Regions from separate parts of the Homo sapiens genome. Here region 1 is linked to region 2. The links are chromatin contacts, found by POLR2A ChIA-PET in ENCODE. All regions are on one chromosome and are shown on one strand. Each heading gives the region's core, a stretch centred on a gene start or an enhancer-like site at or near the end of the contact. The rest is flanking DNA. Distances are from core to core; before and after follow the strand shown.

Evidence for each region. ChIA-PET counts read pairs that join two places held with the same protein, here RNA polymerase II (POLR2A).
Region 1: POLR2A ChIA-PET joins it to region 2 with 21 read pairs in IMR-90. The contact joins two enhancer-like sites. POLR2A ChIA-PET finds 5 or more read pairs at or near these places in 2 of 52 experiments (IMR-90 and activated CD8-positive, alpha-beta memory T cell).

The regions. Positions count from the first base shown.
Region 1 is chr2:85,494,760-85,502,048 of GRCh38, reverse strand. No RefSeq gene overlaps it. Among named protein-coding and RNA genes, the nearest start is that of PARTICL, 40 kb to the left of the region's middle. Within about 2 kb of position 2,813, at least 18 of the 41 ENCODE cell types and tissues checked have a DNase peak (open chromatin) inside an H3K27ac peak, as active enhancers do.
Region 2 is chr2:85,929,982-85,937,366 of GRCh38, reverse strand. It overlaps LOC124906031 (a long non-coding RNA gene), which reads left to right. Exons shown (of 2, transcript XR_007087120.1): 1 at 1-41; 2 at 2,695-2,739. Among named protein-coding and RNA genes, the nearest start is that of ST3GAL5-AS1, 44 kb to the right of the region's middle. Within about 2 kb of position 3,131, at least 3 of the 41 ENCODE cell types and tissues checked have a DNase peak (open chromatin) inside an H3K27ac peak, as active enhancers do.

The DNA of each region.
Region 1 (7,289 bases), core at 1,564-4,063, 440 kb after region 2:
CTGGTCTCGAACTTCCGACCTCAGGTGATTGGCCTGCCTCGGCCTCCCAGGTAGCTGGGAGGCATGAGCCACCATGCCCGGCCAAGGCTAATTTTAAATTTTTTTAAATTTGAAACCCTCCCCCTTGCCCCAGTTTTAAATTTGTTTGTAGGGACTGGGTCTCACTGTGTTGCCCAGGCTAGTCTTAAACTCCTGGCCTCAAGTGATCCTCCTGTCTTGACCTCACAAAGTGTTGGGACTACAGGCATGAGCCACCACGCCTGGCCGGCAAACATCTTATAGTACTCTGCAAGATAGGTATTGCTATCTTCATTTTATACAATAATAATAAATAACACTTACTAAGTTAAATAATACAAAATATGTAACACGTACTAATGCATTTAATCCTCGCAGTGGCCTTGTGAGGAAAGTACTACTATTATTCATCTCCACTTTTTGGAGGAGGAAGCTAAGGCAACTGAGGTTAACTAACTTCCTCAAGGTCACACAACTAATAAACGGCTGTGGTCAACTGCCTTTTCCTCTCGGAGTAATTCTCTGCCTTTCTGAGCCTTTGTGCTATATCACAGAGAACTGCGTTTCCCAGGCTCCCTTGCTCTCTGGCTTCCAGGTTGGTTCAGCCAATGGAAAGCTGGGAGAGAGGGAGGAGGTGGAGAGAAGCCAAGGTATCTCTCTCTCTTTCTCTTCTTCCTGTAGTGTCTCTGGCAACAGTTATGTCCTTAGGTGGCTCTCACATCTACTCTACAGGCCCTCCCTCCATGATCTCAGCTCCCATCAGGCAGCCTCTATGGGGTTTCAGATCCCACCAGATGGCCCCCACTCTGGGCTCTAGCTGCACTACCTCCTCCTACGTAACTCCCTGTATAGTAGCGTCTTGTGCTTCCATTAGACTTCTCAGTCCTTCCATTTCCAGTGCTGCCAATTCCCTGTATTAAATTCCTTCTGCCAGAGAGACCTAGAAGACTCTGTTTCCCTGGGTGGACCCTTACTTGTACCCAGACAATATGGCTGCAGAGCCCACAATCTTAACCTTTTCAGGTGAGAAAATAGACACAGACTTATATAACTTGCTCTAGGTTGCAAAACTAAAGTATAAAACAACCAAGAAAAATTTGGAAAATCAGAAAAACAAGAGGATGTCCTTTTAGATATCAAAAGATACCTTGAAGCTATAAGAATAAAAACAATGTGGTGCTGACCCTGAATCAGTGGAATAAATCAATGGAACAGAATCCAATTCAGAAACAACTATGGGAATAGAAGAATATTTTCTTCTTAAAGGGGGCATTTCAAAGAAGTGGAGAAATGCTATTAGAGGGATTAAGCCATTAATTTGGGGGAGAGTCCCAGAATAAATTTCAAATGGATTGAAGAGTTAAGCAACATGAAAGTACCAGAAATAAATAAAGAAGAACTAAGTCTTGGGATTAGGAAACTTCTTTCCAAGCAAGACTGAAAAACCAAAAGCCATAAAGGATAAAGCTGACAAATGTATAATTTACATGACAATTTAAAATGTTTGGTAGAGGAAAGAACCCAAAGCTCTAAAGAAATCTGTGCCTAGCTGGCTTTGTTTGAGATCTCCACTGTCCTCTGAAAATGGGGAAGGAAACTGAGACCGATTTCTTGGGTGCTCTTGCTGTTACTGCAATTCTAGCCCTTCCCCCAGCTCGAGGCACAAGGAGACGCTTCACAAAGCGAGAACCTGCCTGCTCCTTCATGCACAGTTTTCATTCGGTGCTAAAGCTGCAAAAATGAGATAAGCTGAAGCCAAAAGGTATTTGGAAAGTGGAGATGAATAGGTCAGGAACTCTGTACTCTTTTTAAAGAACGTTATCTATTTGGCCTACTTATTCTTTGGTCATGAGTGCTTGAGGGAAGGCAAGGACGACAGGACAAAGAAGACTGGGAATAACTGAAAACCTGGGCCTCAAAAGCAGTAGGGGAGAGGTGATATCTCCAGAGCAGCAGGACAGGCGAATGGAGCATTTGGTTCTCAATTCGTTTATATTAGTAAGTATGAGACCTTTCCTCTTACACGTTTTGTTTTTGTTTTATTTTTTCAGATAGAGTCTTGCTTTGTTGCCCAGGCTGGAGTGCAATGGCACGATCTCGGCTCACTGCAACCTCCTCCTCTTGGGTTCAAGTGATTCTCCTGCCTCAGCCTCCCAAGTAGCTGGGATTACAGGCGCCTGCCACCACGCCTGGCTAATTTTTGTATTTTTAATAGAGATGGGGTTTCTCCATGCTGGTCAGGCTGGTCTCAAACTCCTGACCTCAGGTGATCCACTCGCCTTGGCCTCCCAAAGTGCTGGGATTATAGGCATGAGCCACGGCGCCCAGCCTCTTACACATGTTAAAAGAAAATTTTATTTATTTTTTTGAGACAGAGTCTCCCTCTGTCGCCCAGGCTGGAGTGGAGTGGCGCGATCTCGGCTCACTGCAACCCCCGCCTCCCGGGTTCAAGTGTTTCTCTTGCCTCAGCCTCCTAAGTAGCTGGAATTACAGGCACCACCACCATATCCAGCTGATTTTTGTATTTTTAGTAGAGACAGGGTTTCACCATGTTGGCCAGGCTGGTCTTGAACTTCTGACCTCAGGTGATCCACCCGCCTGGGATTACAGGCATGAGCCACCATGCCCAGCCAGAAAAATTTTAGACATATTAAAGTTAACAGAGTTTAATTGAGCAAAGAATGATTCATGAATCCGGTAACTCCCTGAACCAGAGGGACTCTGATGCTGCCATGTGGTCAGAGAGGAATTTATGGACAGGAAAAGGAAAATGGGCTGGGCGTGGTGACTCACGCCTCTAATCCCTGCACTTTGGCAGGCCAAGGAGAGCGGATCATTTGAGCCCAGGAGTTCAAGACCAGCTTGGGCAGTATGTTGAAACCCTGTCTCTACAAAAAAATACAAAAATTAGCCAGGCGTGGTGGTGTGCACCTATAGTTCTGGCTAATCAGGAGGGTGAGGTGGGAGGATGACTCGAGGCCAGGAGGTGGTGGTTGCAGTGAGCCACGATCATCCCACTGCACTCCAGTCTGGGGGATGATAGAGCAGGACTTGGTCTCAAACAAAACAAAACAAAACAAAAACAAAAAAAGGAAAATGACATACAGAAAATGGAAGTCAGGCTGGGCGTGGTGGCTTATGCCTGTAATCCCAGCAGTTTGGGAGGCCAAGGTGGGTGGATCACTTGAGGTCGGGAGTTTGAGACCAGGCTGGCCAGATGGTGAAACCCCTTCTCTACTAAAAATACAAAAATTAGCCGGGTGTGGTGGCGCACATCTGTAATCCCAGCTACTCAGGAGGCCAAGGCAAGAGAATCTCTTGAACCTGGGAGGTGGAGGTTGCAGTGAGCCAAGATTGCACCACTGCTCTCCAGCCTGGACAACAGAGTAAGATTTCGTCTCGAAATAGATAAATAAGTAAATAAATAAAATTAAAAAAGAAAATGGAAGTGATGTATAGAAATAGCCATATTGGTTACAGATCGGTGTTTATTTTATTTGAACATAGTTTGAACAGTTGACCACCTGTGATTTGCTAAAACTCAGTGATTGGTACTGTCTGTTTACACATCCAGTTAGGTTACAGTTTAATATGTTTACAGACTAAACTTAAAATATGTAAGCAGGCAGCTTTAGGCTAAACTTAATTGAACAATTTCTTCCTTTTAGTCAACCTCTTAAAATGAAGAGGTTGACCAAACTTTATGTATTGCTGTCACTTTGTCACCATAGCAAATAGACTTACTTGGTTTCAAATCCCACTGAGAAATAGTGGAACACTGTGTTTTATAAGGTGGAAACGAGGAATTTAGATTCCCTTTTTGTAAAGGGTAGAGCAGAGACGACTTCCTTATTATACTATAATCCCCTCTTTTCTGGAGAAAAAAAATCTGGTCTCTTTGGGGATCCATATGCTTCCTTAAAGTTTTAGTTTGATTGTGCTGCATTTAGCATGAGTTGACTCCATTTGGTTAGATCCAATCTAGTCTGTTGGGGCCTAGTGCATGAGTTCAGTCCAAAACAATGGCCTCCCATAATTTTGTTGAACAATTCTCCCCTTTTGATCATGTTGTCACTTAAGTGAGAGTGTGACCAAAACATCGCTAATTGCTACTCTCAGTTATGATCATTTTGGGTTTCTGGTCTCAACATGTCTTTCATAGGTTATAGTGTCCTCATGATTATGTATTTCTTTGAGATTTTGTCATCCCAGTTGAAGAGAGACCATTTGACATTCTATGCATGGCTGCATTAAACATTTACAATTTTTGAGAGGATATATTTCACCAGGGAGATGACTATTATGACTACCAGAAGGACAATACCAAGAGTTTGGAGTATGCTGCTTAGCCAGGGTCCCCATGAACTGAACCAACTAAAATTAAATAGATTAAAGAATAAGCTTGATAAATGGTCTACGAGTTTCGACCAAGCAGCCAGTTTTTTAATCCCCTGCAAATGAATCTCTATAGTACCTGACATATTCATCCATGTGCAACAAGAAGTGTCAGCAATTGGCTGGGCATGGTGGCTTACACCTATAACCCAGCACTTTGGGAGGCCCAGGCAAGAGGATTGTTTGAGCCCAGGAGTTCGAAACCAGCTCGGGCAACGTAGTGAGATCCTGTCTCTCTCTCTCTCCTCTCTCTCTCTCTCTCTCTCTCTCTCTCTCTCTCTCTCTCTCTCTCTGTGTGTGTGTGTGTGTGTGTGTATGTATATATATATATATATATGTAGTCAGCAACTGCACAGATTCTTCTCTGTTCAGCCAGTAAGTAGCCTAGAGCAGTTCTATTATGTAGCACAACTTTAGCAAAAAGTTTAAAGAAGTCTTTAGCATAGTGTTTATAGTTGAATCTGCTATAGAGTCTACTATGAGGGACAAATTTCTAATCATTGCCTCATTTACCCCAAATCATGGAAAAAGCAACCTAACGAATTATGCCCATTCAGAAGGGTGAAGGCCTCCTGGCAACGTTTGCTTCAACCTATAATGTAGGTTAAAAGAAATAGACCAATGTTCTGTTTCTGACTGATTATGGAGCTACAAAGGTACCGTGAAAATTCCTCACCCACTTTGGCCCTTCATCTTCTATCCATCAAGGCATAAGGTTGCTCATGCATAAGGTTAGCGGTGAAATCCTCCACAAATAAAAGTATACCCCATGGGTCCACACAAGACTTTTTCTAGTTCTAGTCTTCATAAAGGCATAAGCGAGGAAAAAATTAAGAGAGGTAAGAGTCTCATGATGGCAAAGAAGTCTTGATCTGTCATCTTGAGAAAGCTTTCCACATCTAGGATTCCATCTGCTTCTGGTGAGAAACTTCCCTGGTTAGCTTTATCTTGAGGTCTCCAACAGATATACAGTTCTAAGAGTCTGGAGGGGCCCTTCTGAGTTGTGAGATTACAGACCCAAGGTTCAAAGTCCTAAAGTTTTGCTGCAGTGTGGGTGGCAAGGTGTGTTGTTTCTAGAAGACCCAATCTCTATGTTCTTGATCATGAAGGATTTAATTGTCCTCAGTCAGTGGATCATGAAAACCTTCCTTACCTGGTGAAAATGCACTTTGGCATAATGCATTAAAGCCACAGTTAGCCATATCAAAGTTTAGGAGCAGAAGATACATGAGTTTTTGTTTTGTTTTGTTTTGTTTGTGTGTGTGTGTGGTTTTATTGTGTGTGTGACAGAGTCTCGCTCTGTCACCCAGGCTGGAGTGCAGTGGCTCAGTCTTAGCTCACTGCAACCTCCACATCCCGGGTTCACGGGATTCTCCTGCCTCAGCCTCTCGAGCAGCTGGGATTACAGACATGCACCACCATGCCTGGCTAATTTTTGTATTTTTGTAGAGACGGGGTTTCACCATGTTAGCCAGACTGGCTTGGAACTCCTGACCTCAGGTGATCCACCCGCCTCGGCCTCCCAAAGTGCTGGGGTTACAGGCGTGAGCCACAGCGCCTAGTCATGAGTTTCTATTATTAGGGGCATAGGCCTTCCAGTGACTGTTTTATAAAGGGTCAACTGATGTTTTCTGCTGAAAGTGGATCTAATTGTCATCAATCTGCAATACCTTTGACCAAGACAATCCAGTTGATTTACTTAGCTTTGCCTAGTACTATTTTGTCTGTAGTTTCTTATTTAACTGTTTTACAATTTGTTCAATGAAACAAATACATTTATCACTGGAGATTTCTCCAGGAATGCCCCCTGAAAAAAACACACTTCCTAATAAACTTTTAGCTACTGTTATATCATCAGACTTCTTTCGTGGGAAAGCTTCTATACAACCAGAAAATATGCATTCCGAATGACAATTGAATGAACTCCCTCTATAAATGTTCAAATGGCCAATCAGGTAGCAGAAGTGTACCTGAAGTTTTTATTGTTTCCCCAGGATTATGGATTTGACAAACTAAGCATTGGTCAAAAACCATTTTAGCAATTTAAAACGGTCACACCACACACACACACACACACACACACACATTTTCTATTTGGATCATTTAATCTCTACCATAATGTGTCATGGAGTACAGAGCTTCTAAGAGTGGAAGCTTTAAGGATTCAGGAAGGATGAGGCAGCTGTCCAGGCTCTCCATGAGTTTATGCTTAACATTGGATGTATATCTTCTTCAATACCAATTTTGTTTTTCCAATTCAGGTGAATAGTACTGTTTAATAACTGGGTTGGCCTGGTGCAGTGGCTCACACCTGTAATCCCAGCACTTTGGGAGGCCAAGACAGATGGATCTTTGAGTTCACAGATCAAGACCAGCCTGGGCAACATGGTGAAACCCCATCTCTACAAAAAATACAAAAACCAGCCAGGTGTGGTGGTGCATGTCTGTAGTCTCAGCTACTTGCGGGGCTTAGGTGGGGGATGGGGAAGGGGTGGCGAAGGAGGTTACAGTGAAACGAGATTGCACCACTGCACTCCAGCCTGGGTGATAGAGCCAGACCTTGTCTCAAAATAAATAAATAGGTAAAAACTGGGTTATCACAGGTAATCTGACTTGGACCATGGAGTTCATTCAAACTGCATATCCTAACAATTTCAGTACTGGCTGATTTAGCATGAAAATCTGGCAATGGCCGGTCATGGTGGCTCACACCTGTAATCCCATCACTTTGGGAATCTGAGGCGGGCAGATCACTTGAGTCCAGGAGTTCAAGACCAGCATGGGCAACATGGTAAAATCCTGTCTCTACAAAAAAATACAAAAATTAGCTGGGCATGGTGGCACATGCCTGTCGTCCCAGCTACTTAGGAAGCAGA
Region 2 (7,385 bases), core at 1,882-4,381:
GAAGTGTTGAATATTACCAGGATTTCAGGCAAAATGACTGGGTAAGAGATGACTTGATACCTGACTTAAAAGAGGACACCCTGATGGGCAGAGCCCCAACTCTGACTTTGCTCTGGCTTGAGACAGTCCTCAGACAGTTCTCTTGGGTGAGGCTGCCAGATAAAACACAGGATGCCTAGTTAAATTTTAATTTCAAATAAACACGGATTTCTTTTTTAGTATAAGCAGGCCCCATTTAGCACAAGTATGTCCTATATTTTTATTTGCTAAATCTAGCAACCCTACTCGCGAGCTAATATTGGGTCGGTCACCAAGTGTACCTGACACCTTGCCGTGGGCCAGGGCTGGGCAAGAGTCAGCTCCCACCTCCCCGTGCCCCGCTACCAGCCCCGACCAGACCTGACTGCACATGCGCACTGAGCAGTACACGCCTGTGTTGAGGCCCCACGGAAGGATACCGGGAGAATGGGCGCAGTTCTCTGGCTTCTGCATGGGGAGGGCCTCCACCTCTGTCAAGGTCCTTGTGGTGGGACTTTCCACAACTGGGTTTGCGGTACTGCCAGGCAGCTAAAGAGAGTGATCAGCAGACATAGGTTTGAAGATTACCCCAAAGGCATTGCGCAAGGTCCGGCCTGGTACACCAGAACACGGCAGCAGCTGGCGCAGCCGGGCACCGAGGAGGGACCTCCCACTCCTGCCCCTTCCCGCGTGCTCTGAGTGACCCTGGGATAGAGAGAGAGGGAGAGGAGAGCCCTTGCTTCTTCCCACCCCCAGCCCACTGGCCACTCAGGAGGAACCCTGAGATGGGGTCAGAACAGGGCTAAGTGGACTCTCTTTGTTCTGCAAGTTTCCTGTGACGCAGCCCCAGCCACACCCTTCTCCCAGGGAAAGTGTCTCGTCCCGCCTGCCTTCCTAACAGGGACCCTTCTTCTGCCACTGGCCTTCCCTGTCTACCTACATGGCTGATGATTTTCATTCCTTATGAAAATAAAGCTGGCTTTAACTTATTTGTAATGTGCACACTTGATGCACAGATTCTAATAATGCCATCCTCCAATAAAAGAAACCAGGGCTCCTTGGAAATGGCCACTAAAGAAAAAAACAAAAACAAAAACAAACAAACAAACAAAAAAAGCCTTTAGACACTTAAAGTTAGTATTATTCAGAGTCTTACAGAGGAATCCAACCCCAGAGGGGTCCTTCAGAGCGTTTCTGTTAGACTGCTCCAAAGCAGTATTTCAGCCCACAGCTTATATACGGGTGATGGAGGTTCTCTGCTTGTGTTCAGAAGTCACATTACAGCAAAATCTCATCAAAGTTTGGGTGGGTAGATTACAGAGGCACAATCATTAATCTTGTCAGATGTTATCAGGCTCATTCCCAGGAAGTTACCTCTCTTGGCAGGGGAAAAGAATCTTCTTATTGCAGGCAGGCCAGATTGCTAGCAGCATGGGGTAGGTCACAACACAAGGCTGCATGCCATTCTCCTGAATAATGATTCATCTCTTGTCAGTGGGCGACCAGTACTGTGGCTTTAGCCATTGAAGAATAGTTGTCCAATTTTGAAGAATTTAGGTAGAGAGAAAGGTAAATGTTTTAATTTTGTTCACAAAAGTAAACTTTATCCAATTGTTGTAAGATAAAAATAGCTCAAAAGAAAAGAAGCATTCTTCACTTTGGAAAACAAAATATAAATAGAATCAGCAATGTTTCAAACAGAAGTCATAAAAATCACTGTAACCTTCCATCAGTTCAGCCCCATGAAAATCGTTTTAGTTCTCCATCAGTTCAGTCCCATGTAATTCTTGTTCTGATTGTTGTTTGGCAATCTTCGTAAATGCTCTCATTAGAGTTCTGGAATTTTTTGTTTAGTCCATTGATCTTAAAGTTACTAGACATCTGTGTTCAAGAGTACTTGTTAAGGCCAGTCACAGTGGCTCACATCTGTAATCCCAGAACTTTAAGAGGCCAAAGTGGGCAGATCACTTGAGGTCAGGAGTTCGAGACCAGCCTGGTGAAATCCTGTCTGTACTAAAAATACAAAAAAATTAGGCAGGCATGGTGGTGCACGCCTGTAATCCTAGCTACTTGGGAGGCCGACACATAAGACTTGTTTGAACCGGGGAGGTGGAGGTTGCAGTGAGCTGAGATCTCACCACTGCACTCCAGCCTGGGTGACAAAGCCAGACTCTGTCTCAAAAAAAAAAAAAAAAAAAAAAAAAAGAGTACTTAGAGAATAATTCAAAACAATAACTGTGGATGACAAAAACTTATAATAGCCATGGTTAAAATCTGATGAAAGTTCTCAATTGAAGAAAATGTAGTTCTTTCTATTACATATAGTATTTTAAGATAACAACCAGAATGATGACAGACAGTGGCCCATCAGGACCATCAGACTTTTATAAATTTTATTTACTCTTTAGAATGCTCACATTAATAACATCCATACTTTGGAAATGTAACTTTGGAAAACATTTAACATTACAATCAAAATTATTTGACAGATAACATATTAGAATATTTTTGAATTTATATAATTATAGAACATTTATATCAATAACATACCCATAAATATAACTGGAAGACCTAGTATCATTTATGATTTGATAATGCTTTCCTTATAATTTACCAAATAAGTCTAATCATTTAACATCTGTGCAAGATGACAGATGCTTTTTTTTTTTTTTTTAGGTTTTTCAGCAACCCCAACTGGAAAATCTCAAAGTTATGTGAAGCCAAAAAAAAAAAAAACCAATTAATTTAGGGTTTTGATCCTGGGGAAACCTGCCAAAGATGTCAAAAGGTTAAAAACATTTAATTGAAACAGAATTGCCGGTCATTGTTAAGTAATAATCATTTAGAAGTTACATTCGGGCAAAATCTCATCAAAGTTTGGGTGTAAGAGTACATCTGGTTATAGATTACAGAAGCATAATTCTTCATCCTGTCATTGTCTTATGTACAGGAAAAGGCAAGGGCTAGAATCATTGAACTTATCTTTTCTAAAAATGTGGTAATCAGGCAAGAGATGTGGGAACCTATTCTCTATCCTGCTTATCATGGTCAAAGCATTCTTCTAGAGGGCTGTGCTCAGTCACTGAGTCAGAGGTTTCTGAACGAGCAGAAGGAGCAAACGTGGCTTTTTTTTTTTTTTTTTTTGACGGTCTTACTCTGTGGCACAGGCTGAAGTGCAGTGGTGTGATCATGGCTCACTGCAGCCTTGAACTCTGAGATCAAGTGATCCTTTCACCTCAGCCTCCTGGGTAGCTGGGACTACAGGCGCATGCCACCAAGCCTGGCTAATTTTGTTTTTTATATATAAGTTTTTGTGCAGAGCAGTGGTTTCACCATGTAACCCAGGCTGGTTTGGAACTCCTGGACTCAAGTGATCCTCCCTCTTTACAGCAAGGGCCAACTATGTGACTAGTCAGAGGCAGATGTTCGCTATTTTTTCTCATAAAGGAAAGATTGATTTTAGGACAGGCAGGAAATGTACAAGATGAGATGAGCCTGGAGCATCATGTAGTGCCAGAAAGTAAGGAAGTGTTTTATACACACACACACACACACACACACACACACACCAACTCACATTGATGGGAAGAGGTCAAAGGAGCACAGGAGCCAATTGAAAGAGCTCCTAAAGGCCAAAGCTGGAACAATTTGAGCAACAAAATAAAGTAATATGGGACTATAACCCAAAGTGTGAGATAAATATTTATGAGTTATACTAATAAAAATAAATGATTGAATTTTAAAATGGAGAAGTGACAGATCTCCCAGTAGAAAAGTCTAAATAACTTATGTAGATAGTTCATCCTCAAGAAGGTAGAGGATAACTCTCGCCTCCTCCATGTGGGCTCTGCATAGTGACTTCCTTCAAAGCATACATGTGTGTGAAAGAGGAAAACAAGAATAACTACAGTGGAGAAACTTCACAAACACTACTTCAGCCAGGTGATCAAGGTTAACATCAAGTGATAAGTAATGCTAATAGTATGCACTCTTGATATGATGTGACGAGAATGGCCCTTTACCTCTGTAGTCTTTCTCCGAATAACCCGTAACCACAGTCTAATCATGAGAAAAACATCAGACAAATCCCAATGGAGGGGTAATCCACAATCTACCTGAAAAGTACTCCTCAAAACTGTTGGCTGGGAGCGGTGGCTCATGCCTGTAATCTCAGCATTTTGGGAGGCCGAGGCAGGTGGATCACTTGAGCCCAGGAGTTCGAGACCAGCCTGGCCAACATGGTGAAACCCCGTCTCTACAAAAAATACAAAAATTAGCCAGGTGTGGTGGCATGCACCTGTAATCCCAGCTACTTGGGAGGCTGAGGTATGAGAATCGCTTAAACCCAGAGGCAGAGGTTGCAGTAAGCTGAAATCACTCCATTGCTCTCTAGCCTGGGTGACAGAGTGAGACACTGTCTCAAAAAAAAAAAAAAAAGAAAAAAGAGAATAAAAATTTAAAAAAAAATTTAACTGTCAGCATCATCAAAAACAAGAAAAAGACAAGGAAAGCCTAAAGAAACATGACAACTAAATGTAATCTGATATTCTGGATGGAATCTTAGTACAGAAAAGGGACATTAGGTAACAACTAAAGGAAATCTGAGGCTGGGGGCAGTGGCTCACGCCTGTGATCTCAGCATTTGGAAGGCTAAGGTGGGTGAATCTCTTGAGCCCAGGAGTTCAAGACCAGCCTGGACAACATGGTGAAACCCTGTCTATACAAAAAATACAAAAATTAGCAGGATGTGGTGATGCATGCCCGTAGTCCCAGCTACACGGTAGGCTAAGGTGGGAGGATCGTTTGAGCCCAGGAAGTTGAGGCTGCAGTTACCTGTGATCACACAACTGCATTTGAGCGACAGCAAGACCCTGTCTCAAAAACAACGATAAAACTGAATGAAGCATGTACCTTAGTTAATAATGCATCAATATTTGTTCATTAATTGTGACAAATGTATCATGTTAATATAAGTTGTTGATAATAGGGAAAGCTGGGAGTGGAGTATATAGGAATTTTGCACCATCTTTTCAAGTTTTCTGTAAATACAAAACTATTCTAAAATGAAAGGGTTATTTTTTAAAAAAGACAAAGGTAGGGGGAAGCTGGCTTTATTGAGTTTTCTGATTATGAAAATAAATATGCAAATTCAAGCAATACAGAAAATACAAAAGCAAAAGTAGCAATTACTTGAAATCTTAGCCTGCCTTTAACATTTTGGTAACTCCTCCCAGTCTGTGTCTAATGTCCACAGAGTTGAATGTGAAAATTTTTATGTAAATCAGATCCTACATGAATTGCTATCCTATCACCTGGTTTTTTCTCCACACAACAAAACATTTGTGTGTATTTAAAGGTTATCTTTAAATGCTAGTATAGAGCTACCTCATTATTTTAATAGTTTATAGTATTCTATAATATTATAATCCACCTGAGAAAGCTTATTTGCCATTTAAGTGTGTTTATTTTCTCCTCTGAAAAACACTGCATTCACATGCATATACAAACATCCTTGAACCTGTCCTTTGGTATTCATGGGGGCTTGGATCCAGGACCTCTCATGGATACCAATATTCCTGGATCTTCAAGTCCCTGATATAGAGTAGCAAAGTATTTGCATATAACCTATGCACATCCTCCAGTGTACTTTAATTCATCTCTAAATTACTTATAATGGCTAGTACAATGTAAATTCTATGTAAATTGTTGTTATACTGTATTGTTTAGGAAATTACAAGAAAAGAAGTCTGAATATGTTCAGAACAGACACAGTTTTTGTTTGTTTGTTTGTTTGTTTGTTTGTTTTTGAGGCAGTCTCGCTCTTTTGCCCAGGCTGGAATGCAGTGGCACAATTTTGGCTCACTGCAACTTCCACCTCCCCAGTTCAAGTGATTCTCTTGCCTCAGCCTCCCGAGTAGCTGGGACTATAGGCGTGTGCCACCACGCCCGGCTAATTTTTTGTGTGTTTGTTTTTTTTTAGTAGAGATGGGGTTTAACCATGTTAGCCAGATGATCTCAATTTCTTGACCTTGTGATCCACCCACCTCGGCCTCCAAAAGTGCTGAGATTACAGGCATGAGCCACTGTGCCTGGCCACAGTTTTTTTTTTTTTTAAGTGAATGTTTTTGATCTGAGATTGGCTGAATCTACAGATGCAGAACCCATGGATCTGGACAGCCGACTGTACTTACATAAACTCCTGGATCTGGAGAGCCAACTGAACTTACATAAATTCCTGGATCAGGGAATGAACATTTACTATCTTGGTAGAGATTGCCAGGTAGCCTACAGAAGCATTGCTTCATTTTTCACTCCCATCACCAGTGCATGACAGTACCTGTTTCCCCACACCTTGCCAATATTGCATGTTGTCATTCTTCTTAATATTTGTCAATCTGATAGTCGAAGATAGCTGCTGATTTCCATCTAGTGTTGTTGGCCTATCTTTCAAGCCTGTGTTCCCACATTTCTGTTGTGAAATTACCATACTTACTCCATGTTCTAGCCTTTAACTGGCCCGTCGGTCCAATGGTTGAGTCAAGCCACTAGAAAAAGATCTTGGAAGTCAGGGCCATTATAATTCAAGATTTCCTTTCCCTTTCCAGGGCCTCAAGTATTCTGGGAAGGTACAGGGCAGCCAAAAAAAATTATTGTTGAAATGAATAGCCCTAAGCCAATGACTGCATGAAGGGTGAGTGTGTTGTTGGGGCCTGAGTAGCTGGGAATTGAGTGTGTTCAGCAGGGTGGCCCTTTGTAGACCAGGCTCCTTACTTGGGAGGGGCTCCACAGCCCCCAGGAAGATGGTGCTGCCTGAATGGACATGTTTTCCTGGGGGACCCATTCCCTGGTCACAACTGATTGAACCAGAGGAGGGAACTGATCCAAGCTGAGCATTCAGATTCTCTCTCTGGAATTTGAAATAACAGACACAGAAACCAGTTAAGTAATGTGGGCCATTGGAGTTGTAAGATCAGGGAGAGTTGAGGCCATTTTTGGTACCATGGTAACCCAAAACAATGAGTTATTGCAGATTAGGAGATTTTCAAGGCCATAAAACAAGCTAAGAGAGGCAGAAATGAGGAACACGGGGAGGGAGGGATTGAGAGAAAGAATCAGAGAATAAAAAGCTGTGTGGCTTCCCCAGGTCCTGTGGGCCCTGGCTATATTTCTTGGAGGTGTGCTCCCTGGGGTTACCTTGTGTGCATCTTCACAATAAATTATTTCAGGAACTCATCCTTAACCAAGACCAAAATAATGGCTCAAGTCCAACAACTCTTTTTGCTTATTCTTCACAGTTTCCAAACAACTTTCATATAAACGAACTAAATCCTGATAAACTAATATTATACGGATACATATTTGTAAGT